Linked DNA regions of Homo sapiens: region 2 is linked to region 1. A link is a contact called in ENCODE Hi-C or POLR2A ChIA-PET data. All regions are on one chromosome and are shown on one strand. The core of a region is the stretch at or near the end of the contact, and the rest is flanking DNA. Distances in the headings are between cores, read along the strand shown.

Region 1 (5,975 bases), core at 1,234-3,733:
CTGGGCAACATGGTGAAACTTCCTCTCTACAAAAAATAACAAAAATTAGCCTGACATGTTGGTGCGTACCTGGTGTTCCAGCTACTAGCGAGGCTGAGGTGGAAGGATCACTTGAGCCTGGGAGGTGGAGGCTGAAGTGAGCCATGATCATACCACTGCACTCCAGCCTGAGCAATAGAGCAAGACTCTGTCTCAAAACAAAAAAACAAAAAACAAAAAAACCCCAAAAGACACGAGTGTTCAGACACTCAGTTGCAGACATTAAAAGAGAGCACAGACACATGTGCTGTTTTAGGTATAAAGGAAAGACTCTGGAATCAGGAATGAGAAGCGAACATCCTGCTCTGTCGCTCTAGCTCTCTATGCCTCAGATTCCTATCCTGTAATAAGTGGGCATTTGGGTTACATGATTTCTAAACTCTAACAGCACTCATAATCTATTATATACCAATCACCTATGCTAATTTACTAATTATACACTAGATAGTATGGTTATATACTAACAGTCTATTATACAATCTGCTAAAAATTCATAAAAATATCTATCCCTTTACATTTTCCACAAAAGGGCTTGACCATTTTTCCTGAATTATTTTTAGTTTTCTGCTCTATAGAGATAAGAAAAGTTATTCCTTTAATAGAAACTTCTATTCAAAGCAGAAAATATGAGCAGATCTTATTTATAGCCCCTAGGCCCCATTCTTAACAAAACATTTATCTCAGTAAGAAGGAAAGCACAGAATAAACTTTGTTTAATCGTACCTACTCTTCTATGCTGTCTAAAAGCATTTCCGTGACTTTTACCAAAGGGCTGGATAAAAATAAAACAAATCCTTTATTTGGCAGGATTGGGCCTGGGGAAGGGAGAATATGAATGTCCTAAGAAGGCATCTGAGATCACATCCTGTATTTGTTGTTATTATTGTTTTTTTTTTTTTTTTTTTTTTTGAGACGGAGTTTCGCTCTGTCGCCCAGCCTGGAGCGCAATGGTGTGATCTCAGCTCACTGCAGCCTCTGCCTCCTGGGTTCCAGCGATTCTCCTGCCTCAGCCTCCCGAGTAGCTGGGATTACAGGCGCCCACCACCACGACCAGCTACTTTTTGTGTTTTTGGTAGAGATGGGGGGTTCCACTATGTTGGCCAGGCTGGTCTTGAACTCCTGACCTCAGGTGATCTGCCTGCCTCGGCCTCCCAAAGTGCTAGGATTACAGGCATGAGCCACTGCACCTGGCCTGTTAGCATTGTTTTTAAACTCATTGTTGTTATTTGCTGCTAACAAAAATGTAAGTTACATCTTCTCCTTATTACAACACAGATGATCTTTATCACCAATCCTGGACTCTTCCCCTTCCCTGGCATCTTCCTCCAAAGCAGGGGGTGGGGAGGGAGGAAAAAGAAGGAGGAGAAGGAGTAGGAGGAGAAGGAGAAGTAGGGGGAGGATGGGGAGGGAAGGGTGAAAGAGAGAAAGAAGGAAAGAAGCGGAGTATCCTGAGGCCTGGGGCCCCTGAGCTGAGATTCCTCCTCTGGCCTAGGTGCCTCGGGGTATTGTTGCTGTAGGCACTAACTATACAGCAGTGAACAAACCAGACACAAAATCCTGCTTTTCTGGAGCACATGTTTTCAGTCCTTAATAGCAATAAGTAAGTCAGAGTGTAGATTTGGGTAAATTTTGTTATCAATATTGTCCTGTGTTACATTTTCTTAGTAGTAAGTATTTAATATTTTCCCCCCCGTCTAAAAATAAACACAATGTAAGTGACTCAACAGAACCAAAAAAATTGTTGTCAATTTTTAAATTTAATAAATGAGATATTTGTTGGGATGTGATTTTTTTACACGAGAGTTAGTTATGAGTTTCTATTAACAAAAGCTGGAATTGTTCTATATTTGAATTCGGGTGTCTTTTGGAAATTCAATATTAAATCTTAGTACTAATAGTACATGCTGTTCAATCCCTGTAATACTTTCTGATTGTCTTAAATGGACTGCAACTTTTCTTTCTTTAAAAGTGGTCAGATATATTGCGTTCTTAAGATTATAAAGTAGGCCAAGTGCAGTGGCTCACGCCTGTAATCCCAGCACTTTGAGAGGCTGAGGTGGATGGATCACAAGATCAGGAGTTTGAGACCAGCCTGGCCAATATTGTGAAACCCCATCTCTACTAAAAATACAAAAATTAGCTGGACGTGGTGGCGCGCACCTGTAGTCCTAGCTGTTTCAGAGACTGAAGAAGGACAATCGCTTGAACCTGGGAGGTGGAAGTTGTAGTGAGCTGAGCTTGCGCCACTGCATTCCAGCCTGGGTGACAGAGCAAACTCCGCCTCAAAAAAAAAAAAAAAAAAAAAAAAGAAGAAGAAGAAGAAGAAGAAGAAGAAGAAGAAGAAGAAAAATGATGATAAAGTAAAAGGCCAGTAACTGGCAGCCACATGTTATGCAAACATTCTCCCCTCTGTAAATACTACATGAATGTTATTTTTGCTTTCAGAAATCACTAAACCTTGGCCATGGTCACTTCCTCTTTTCCAATCTCTGTGGCAGTTTTTGCCCTAATAACCCTGCAGGTTGGTACTCAGGACAGTTTTATAGCTGCAGTGTATGAACATGCTGTCATTTTGCCAAATAAAACAGAAACACCAGTTTCTCAGGAGGATGCCTTGAATCTCATGAACGAGAATATAGACATTCTGGAGACAGCGATCAAGCAGGCAGCTGAGCAGGTATTCTCTTATTTCTGTTAATCATAATGTACACGAGGGGCATGGGAGCTGGTGGAAGACGAGAGAGCTGAATTGTCTGTGTTGTACATGGAAAAATCATTTTTATTTTGCTTGTTTTGAACAGGGTGCTCGAATCATTGTGACTCCAGAAGATGCACTTTATGGATGGAAATTTACCAGGGAAACTGTTTTCCCTTATCTGGAGGATATCCCAGACCCTCAGGTGAACTGGATTCCGTGTCAAGACCCCCACAGGTATTTTAACTATCTTAGTCTTTTGTGCAAAAGTAACTCTCTAAAATGCGCACGTTCACCAAAGCAAAATGATTGCTCTTGAATTACCATATATGTGGTATATGTTATGGTTATATTTATCTCAACATTTGTCAGATTTTAAAAAATTGTACTTAGATACTATTTAACAATCTTTTGTGATTGAAAATCTTTATTAAATTTTGAGAAAATGTGTAAATAGGGTATTCCTGCAAGAAAAACTAAGGGAAGAGATCTCATAGATACAAGTAGTAACTTAATTTCTGAAGTAGACAGTGGATTGTGTTAGGAATACATTCCAAAGCCTCTGCTGAAGGGACACCCTTTCAATGTTATAGAGTCTCTCCATTCCAGAGTTGCTTCTTAGGCAGAAAGACTTCACCATGTATTTTCAAGTGAATCATAAGACCTTATGCTTTGAAACTGCATTTTCCTAGGCTCACAAATCTAATTTTCCTGGGAAAAGGTTATCTAGAAACCTTCTAATATATATTAAAAATCTGGGTCCTACTGTCATCCTGGAGGTGTCAACGTGGCAGTTGCATGGACAAGTCTGGCATGAAAAGACAAAATTATATCTGGAGATAGAAAATCAAATGTCAGCATATAGATGGTGTTAAACACCATGATGAGTTCACCTGTGGAGTGAGTTAGAGAAGAGTTTAGGTATAAGGCTTGAGCACTAGGAAATTCTAGTGTTTAGACTCGGAAGAAAACGAGGAATCAGCAGAAGAGTCGAAGAAGAGCAACCAATAAATAGGAAAATGAGAGGGTGGGTCCAATAGAGAAGTGAGGTGTTTCCAGAAGGAGGTGTAATTAACTGTGCCAACTGCTGTTGAAAAGTTAAGATGAGATCAGGTAAAATGTGGGGGTCACTGCTGGCATTAGTAAGAGTTTGGGTGATAGAGATACAAGTTGGAGTGCTCTGAAAGGGAATGGGAGAGGAGGAACTGGCAACAGCAAGAGGGACTGATCTTTTGAGGAGTTTTGCTTTAAGAGAGAGATGAGGATTAAAGCAATATTTGGAAGGGCATGTTTGGAAAGGTCAAAAGAGGTTTTAATTTTATTTTTTAAAGATGGGAGGTACTAGAGGATATTTCATTGCTGATGGGATGTTTCAGTAGAGAGGAGACCCTTGATGAGGCAGGAGACCGAATAATGAATTTCTGGAGCAATAGATACCGTGTGGGAAGCATTCATCAAGTGTATAATCATCTGTGGCTTTTAAAGTATGATATTTTTAGGCATAGTTTTTGTATTAACTTAAGTTCCACTTAAGTGGTTACAGTTGCTATCGTTTCCATATAAAGTGACTAAAATATTTTTTTAAAATTGAAATTTCTTAATTATAATTTGGTTTAGATTTGGTCACACACCAGTACAAGCAAGACTCAGCTGCCTGGCCAAGGACAACTCTATCTATGTCTTGGCAAATTTGGGGGACAAAAAGCCATGTAATTCCCGTGACTCCACATGTCCTCCTAATGGCTACTTTCAATACAATACCAATGTGGTGTATAATACAGAAGGAAAACTCGTGGCACGTTACCATAAGGTAAGAGAGAGTGACGGACGTGTAAAATGGAGCGTGTTGTGAGTGGTCAATGCTGGGTTTAGGAGTTTGAATTTCATTCCCTATATGATACAATATTACTAGAGGGTTTTTTTGTTTTGTTTTGTTTTTTGTTTTTTGAAAGTGGGCAATAAAGAAAATGACACTTTTGGCTGGGCGTGGAGGCTTATGCCTGTAAGCCCAGCACTTTGGGAGGCTGAGGCAGGTGGATCACTTGAGGCCAGGAATTTGAGACCAGTCTGGCCAACATTGTGAAACCCCGTCTCTACTAAAAAATACAAAAATTAGCGGGGCGTGATGGCACATGCCTGTAGTCCCAGCTATGTGGGAGCTGAAGCAGGAGACTTGCTTGAACCCAGGAGGTGGAGGCTGCAGTGAGCCGAGATTGTGTCACTGCACTCCAGCCTGGGTGACAGAGGGAGACTCTCAAAAAAAAAAAAAGAAAAAAAAGAAAAAGAAAAAAGAAAATGACACGTTGTAAAAAACTACTCAGAAAAACATGTAGGCAGAGAACTGTTAAAAAAAAAAAAAAGTAGCATGATGGTCCAGGATTGAGATAAACTTTTTGCACATATAAAACAAATAATTTTAACATAAAAAAAGATACTAAGGTGACTATAATCTGGGCACTGTTTCAATAATTTTATATTTTTTTAGAGACAGGGTCTCACTGTTGCCCAGGCTGGAGTGCAGTGGAGCCATCATGGCTCACTGTTAACCTCAAACTCCTGGGCTCTAGTGATCCTCCTGCCTCAGCCTCCCAAGTAGCTGAGACTGTAGGCATGTGCCACCATGCTAATTTTTAAATATTTTTTTGGAAACAGAGTCTCACTACATTGCCCAGGCTGTCTTTGAACTCTTCACCTCAAGCAGTCCTCCCACCTTGGCCTCCCAAAATGCTGAGATTAGAGGCATGAGCCACTGAGCACAGCCATAATCTAAATACTATTTAATATTGAAATGGTAGAAAGATGTTTCAAAATTGTATGAATCAGCTTTGCATAAGTTAATTTGCTATCAAACCACAAAATACCTTATTTTCTACACCAGCTAATTTAATTACCATCTTATAGATTTAAGATCAAACCATAAAATGTTTACTTTAAATTCTGAATTGAAAAAAGGAATCAAATAACCTTTAAGTCATAATTTTATACTAAACTAGGTAGAGAAAGAAGCCTGGCCTTTTAAATGGATATGTGTGATGTACAGGCAGTATGAATGTCCCTTCTCCACACCCAGATATTTTGTAAGCATCTTAAACTGTAGCCTCAGAATCTTTGGAGTGGAGAAATTATCTCCTGGCAGTCTCAGTTAAAATATAAATATTAATTAAGAGGAGGGATGTTAAACCAATGGTTTTCAAATGATTTCGATCATGGACCCCTATTGGAAAAAATCGTTAACATAAGT
Region 2 (5,665 bases), core at 731-3,230, 400 kb after region 1:
ATACACTTTTGATGCACATTCAAGATGTTGTAAGCTTTTTGCTACCATAAACATTGCTTCAGTAAATGTTCTTGTAAGTATATCGTTATGTATTGGTGGTTTCATTCCTATACGCTAGATTGCTAAATGGATTGAATCAAGATTACATGTATTTCAAACTTTAATATATTTGTCAGATTACTTTATAAAATTCACACACTAGCTGTATGTGAATATTTTCTCATCCCTTCTTGAGCACTGGATATTTTAGTCTTTTAAATTTATTGCCTGTTAATGGATGAAAACTAATATTTCTGATTGCTTTGGCTTGCTTTCCTTAGACTACTAGTGAGGCTTATGCTCTTTTTATGCTCTCTTCTGTCAGTTTGCTGTTCAACCCTTTACCGATTTCTTTTTAAAACATTCTTTTATTGAATTGCCTAGATAAAAGTGCACAAACAGTATAAAACTCATTGAATTTTCATAAGGTGAACTGACTCATGAAACCAGAATCAAGATCAAGAATAGAGTATCAACTCAGAAGCGTCCTTTGCGTCCCCTCCCAGGTACTGTCTGTCCCCAGAGGTCACCAGTTTGCTGACTTAAATCACTCTTTACTAATTTTGCCTGTTGTGAATTTTTTGTAGGTAGACAGAAACGCTAGTGCTCTTCTGTGTCTGGCTTTTTTTGCCGAACGGGATGTGCAAGTTGGCCATGTTGTTTGTAGAAAATAATGTGTTCATTTTCATCTTTGAATTTCATTTTCTGAACATACCAGAATTTTTTATTCATTTTTATTGGTTAGCTATTTCTGTGAACCAAACCAACCCAAAGTTCAACAACTTTAAATAAGCTTTAAATGAAGAAGCACATGTTATAGTTTACAAGTCAGCTTGGTGGTTCTTCTGTTTGTAGCTGGGCTACAAACAGGTATGTAACCAGCTTGGGTTGGGTATGCAGCTTTCTAATAGTGCCTGGGCTCTCTCTTCTTGTTGGGAGTCAGCTGGTTGTAAGCAGGTCTAGGAGGCCTCAGCTGAACAAGTGGGCTCTCCTTTATAGTATCTTGTTCTCTAGAAGTCTAGACTGGGCTTGTTCAAATGGTGATGGCACAGTTCCAAAAGAGAGAGTAGAAACTGTAAGGCCACTTGAGGCTTGGTTTGGGATTAGCACGCCATTGCTCCTGCCATAAGAAGCAGGCCCAGCCTACATACCGGAGAATGGTGATAGACTCCAACCCCTGAAGGTCTAGTTTGTGGGAGAACTTTCTGACCTTACCTGGAGTTGAGTCAATTTAGAGAGCTGAGCAAAATACAGGGATAGAGGAAGCAGTGGGAAAGGACCTGGGAGCTCACTGGGTCCCTAAGCATGCCATCCCTGCTTGGTACCACAGGGATCTTTTGGGAGGGTGACCAGAGGCACAGGGTAAAATGCCACAGGGAGAAGGAAGTCCCCAGCTGAACTTTGTAACAATTTGAATCCAGCAAGAAGCCTCCTGGCCAGAACCTGGGGAAGGGCACGAATCTGGTGTGCAGACTCCACGGGTGAGGGAAGAACCAAATCCTTTTTCTTCTGCACCTGGGAAGTGGCTAGTCTGGGGCAAGTTCTCAAGCCGTGCTCATCTACTGCCTGGAAACAGGATGTTGGGGGAGGGGCATGATGGGAGGGAGACCAGCCCTTCAGATTGTGTGGGAGCTGAGTGAGGCCTGTGACTGTTGGTTTTCCCCTACTTCCCTGGCAACCTGCATGACTCAGCAGAAGCAGCCATGATCCTCCTAGGTAGATGACTCCATTGACCTGGGAACCTCACCCCCATTCCCCACAGCAGCTGCAGCAAGACCCTTCCAAGGAGAGTCTGAGCTCAGACACACCTAGCCCTGCCCCCACCTGATGGGCCTTCCCTACCCACCCTGGTAGCTGAAGACAAACGCTATATACTCTTGGGAGTTCTAGGGCCCCGCCCACCACCACTTCCTCTTCGTACCACCACAGCTGATGCTCTCTGGAAAGTGCCACCTCCTGGCAGGACGCCAACCAGCACAAAAATAGAACTTTAAATCACCAAAGGTAAGAACCCTCACAGAGCCCATTTCATCTCCCTGCCACCTCCACTGGAACAGGTGCTGGTATCAATGGCTGAGAGGCCCATAGACAGTTCACATCACAGGGCTCTGTGCAGACAAACCCCAGTACCAGCCTGGAGCCTGGTAGACTTGCTGGGTGGCTACACCCAGAAGAGATATAACAATCACTGCAGCTTATCTCACAGGAAGCCACATCCATAGAAAAAAGGGGAGAGTACTATATTAAGGGAACATCCCCTGGGACAAAATAATCTGAACAGTAGCCTTCACCCGTAGACTTTTCCTCTGACAGAGCCTACCCAAATGAGAAGGAACCAGAAAACCAACTCTGGTGATATGACAAAACAAGGCTCTTTAACACCCCCAAAAAATCACACTAGCTCACCAGCAATCGATCCAAACCAAGAAGAAATCCCTGATTAACCTGAAGAAGAATTCAGGAGGTTACTTATTAAGCTAATCAGGGAGACACCAGCGAAAGGCAAGAAAATCCAAAAAACAATACAAGAAGTGAAGGAAGAAATATTTAAGGAAATAGATTGTTAAAGAACAAACAATCAAAACTTCAGGAAACCTTGGACACTCTTATAGAAATGCAAAATGTTCTGGAAAGTCTCAGCAATAGAATTGAACAAGTAGAAGAAAGAAATTCGGAGCTCAAAGACAAGGTCTTCAAATTAACCCAATCCAACAAAGACAAAGAAAAAATAAGAAAATATAAACAAGGCCTCCAAGAAGTCTGGAATTATGGTAAATGACCAAACCTAAGAATAAGGAAGAGGTATTCCTGAGGAAGAAAAGGAATCTAAAAGTTTGGAAACATATTTGGGGAGATAATCAAGGAAAATTTCCTTGGCCTAGCTAGAGACCTCGACATCCAAATACAAGAAGCACAAAGAAGATCTGGGAAATTCATCACAGAAAGATAATCACCTAGGCACATCATCATCAGGTTATGATGAAGTTAAGATGAAGGAAAGAAGTGTAAGACCTACGAGACAAAAGCACCAGTTAACTTATAAAGGAAAACCTATGAGATTAACAGCAGATTTCTCAGCAGAAACCCTACAAGCGAGAAGGAATTGAGGCTTTATCTTCAGAATCCTCAAACAAAACAATTATCAGCCAAGAATTTTGTATCCAGTGAAACTGAGCATCATATATGAAGGAAAGATATAGTCTTTTTTAGACAAACAAATGCTGAGAGAATTCGCCACTATTAAGGAAGCACCACAAGAGCTGCTATAAGGAGCTCTAAATCTTGAAACAAATCCAGAAACACATCAAAACAGAACCTCTTGAAAGCATAAATCACATAGGACCTATAAAACAAAAATACAATTTAAAAAGCAAAAACAAAAAACAAAAAATCCAAGGTACACAGGCAACAAATAGCACAATGAATGCAATGATACCTTACATCTCAATACTACATTGAATGTAAATCGCCTAAGTGCTCCACTTAAAAGATATAGAACTGCAGAATGGATAAGAACTTACCAATCAACTATCTGCTGCCTTCAGGAGACTCACCTAACACGTAAGGACTCACATAAACTTAAAGTAAAGGGGTGGAGAAAGGCATTTCATGCAAATGGACGTCAAAAGCAAGCAGGGGTAGCTATTCTTACATCAGACAAAACAGACTTTAAAGCAACAAGCAACAGCAGTTAAAAGAGAAAAAGAGGGATATTAAATAATGTTAAAAGGCCTTGTCCAGCAGGAAAATATCACAATCCTAAACATACATGCACGTAACATTGGAGCTCTCAAAATTGTAAAACAGTTACTAATAGAACTAAGAATTGAGATAGACAGCAACACAATAATAATGAGGGACTTCAATACTCCACTGACAGCACTAGACAGGTCATCAAGACAAAGTCAACAAAGAAACAATGGATTAAAACTATACCATGGAACAAATGGACTTAACAGATATATACAGAACATTTCATCCAACAACTGCAGAATGCACATTCTTTTCAACAGTGCATGGAACCTTCTCCAAGACAGGACACGTGATAGGCCATAAAACAAGCCTCAATAAATTTAAGAAAATTGAAATTATATCAAGCACTTTCTCAGACCACAGTGGAATAAAACTAGAAATCAACTCTAAACAGAACCTTCAAAACTATGCAAATACATGGAAATTAAATAACCTGCTCCTGAGTGAGCATTGGGTCAAAAATGAAATCAAGATAGAAATTTAAAAATTCTTTGAACTGAATGACAATAATGACACAACCTATCAAAATCTGTGGGATACAGCAAAGGTGGTGTTAAGAGGAAAGTTCACGGCCCTAAATGCCTACATCAAAAGGACTGAAAGAGCACAAACTGACATTCTAAGGTCACACTTCAAGGAACTAGAGAAACAAGAACAAACTAAACCGAAACCCAGCAGAAGAAAGGAAATAACCCGGATCAGACCTGAACTAAAAGAAATGGAAACAAACAAACAAAAAACAATACAAAACATTAATGAAACAAAAAGCTGATTCTTTGAAAAGATAAATAAAGTTGATAGACCATTAACAAGATTAACCTAGAAGAGAGAAAATCCAAATAACCTCATTAAGAAACAAAATGGGAGATATTGCAACTGATAACTGAAACACAAAAGATCATTCAAGGCTACTTTGAACACCTTTATACACATAAACTAGAAAACCTAGAAGAGATGGATAAATTTCTGGAAAAATACAACTCTCCTAGCTTAAATCAGGAAAAATTAGATACCTTGAACAGACCAATAGCAAGCAGTGAGATTGAAAGGATAATTAAAAAATTACCAACAATAAAAAAGTCCGGGGCCAGACGGATTCACAGCAGGCATTCAAAGAAGAATTGGTACCAATCTTTTTGACATTATTCCACAAGATAGAGAAAGGGAGAACCCTCCCTAATTCATTCTATGAAACCAGCATCACCCTAATACCCAAACCAGGAAAGGGCATAACCAAAAGAGAAAACTACTGACCGATATAACCAATGAACTTAGATGCTAAAATCCCTAATAAAATGCTAGCTAGCCAAATCCAACAACATATCAAAAAGATAATCTACCATGATCAAGTGGGTTTCATACCAGGGATGCAGGAATGGTTAAGCATAGGCAAGTCAGTAAATGTGATACAGCACATAAACAGAATTAAAAACAAAAATCACCTGATCATCTCAATAGATGCAGAAAAAGCATCCAACAAAATCTGGCATCCCTTTACGATTAAAACTCTTAGCAAAGTCGGCATACAAGGAACATACCTCAATATAATAAAAGCCATCTACGACAAACCCACAACCAGCATAATAATGAATGAGGAAAAGTTGCAAGCATTCCCTCTGAGAACTGGAACAAGACAAGGATGCCCAATCTCACCACCCCTCTTCAGCATAGTACTGGAAGTCCTAGCCAGAGCAATCAGACAAGAGAAAGAAATAAAGGGCATCCAAATCAGTAAAGAGAAAGTCAAACTGTCCCTGTTTGCTGTTGATATCATTTACCTTGAAAACCCCAAAGACGACTCCAGAAAGCTCCTAGAACTGATAGAAGAATTTGGCAAAGTTTCTGGATACAATATTAAGGTATAGAAATCAGT

What was found. A loop is a pair of places that touch in the nucleus more often than their neighbours do. ChIA-PET counts read pairs that join two places held with the same protein, here RNA polymerase II (POLR2A). Pooled maps may share reads with other maps.
Region 2: a loop to region 1 is called in a map with no recorded cell type, with 2.2 times the contacts of the local background. The contact joins the enhancer-like site here to the promoter of VNN2 in region 1. A Hi-C loop is called at or near these places in 12 of 37 single-sample maps with no recorded cell type and 8 of 50 pooled maps. POLR2A ChIA-PET finds 5 or more read pairs at or near these places in 3 of 52 experiments (B cell, GM12878 and activated T-cell).

The regions. Positions count from the first base shown.
Region 1 is chr6:132,754,412-132,760,386 of GRCh38, reverse strand. It overlaps VNN2 (vanin 2), which reads left to right and starts at 2,483. Exons shown (of 7, transcript NM_004665.6): 1 at 2,483-2,716; 2 at 2,841-2,971; 3 at 4,352-4,544. The coding sequence starts at 2,504. RefSeq lists an enhancer at 1-136.
Region 2 is chr6:132,350,971-132,356,635 of GRCh38, reverse strand. All of the region lies in intron 4 of MOXD1 (monooxygenase DBH like 1), which reads left to right. Among named protein-coding and RNA genes, the nearest start is that of MOXD1, 48 kb to the left of the region's middle. RefSeq lists an enhancer at 1,066-2,265. Within about 2 kb of position 1,980, at least 3 of the 41 ENCODE cell types and tissues checked have a DNase peak (open chromatin) inside an H3K27ac peak, as active enhancers do; they include B cell, where a contact is called at or near this core.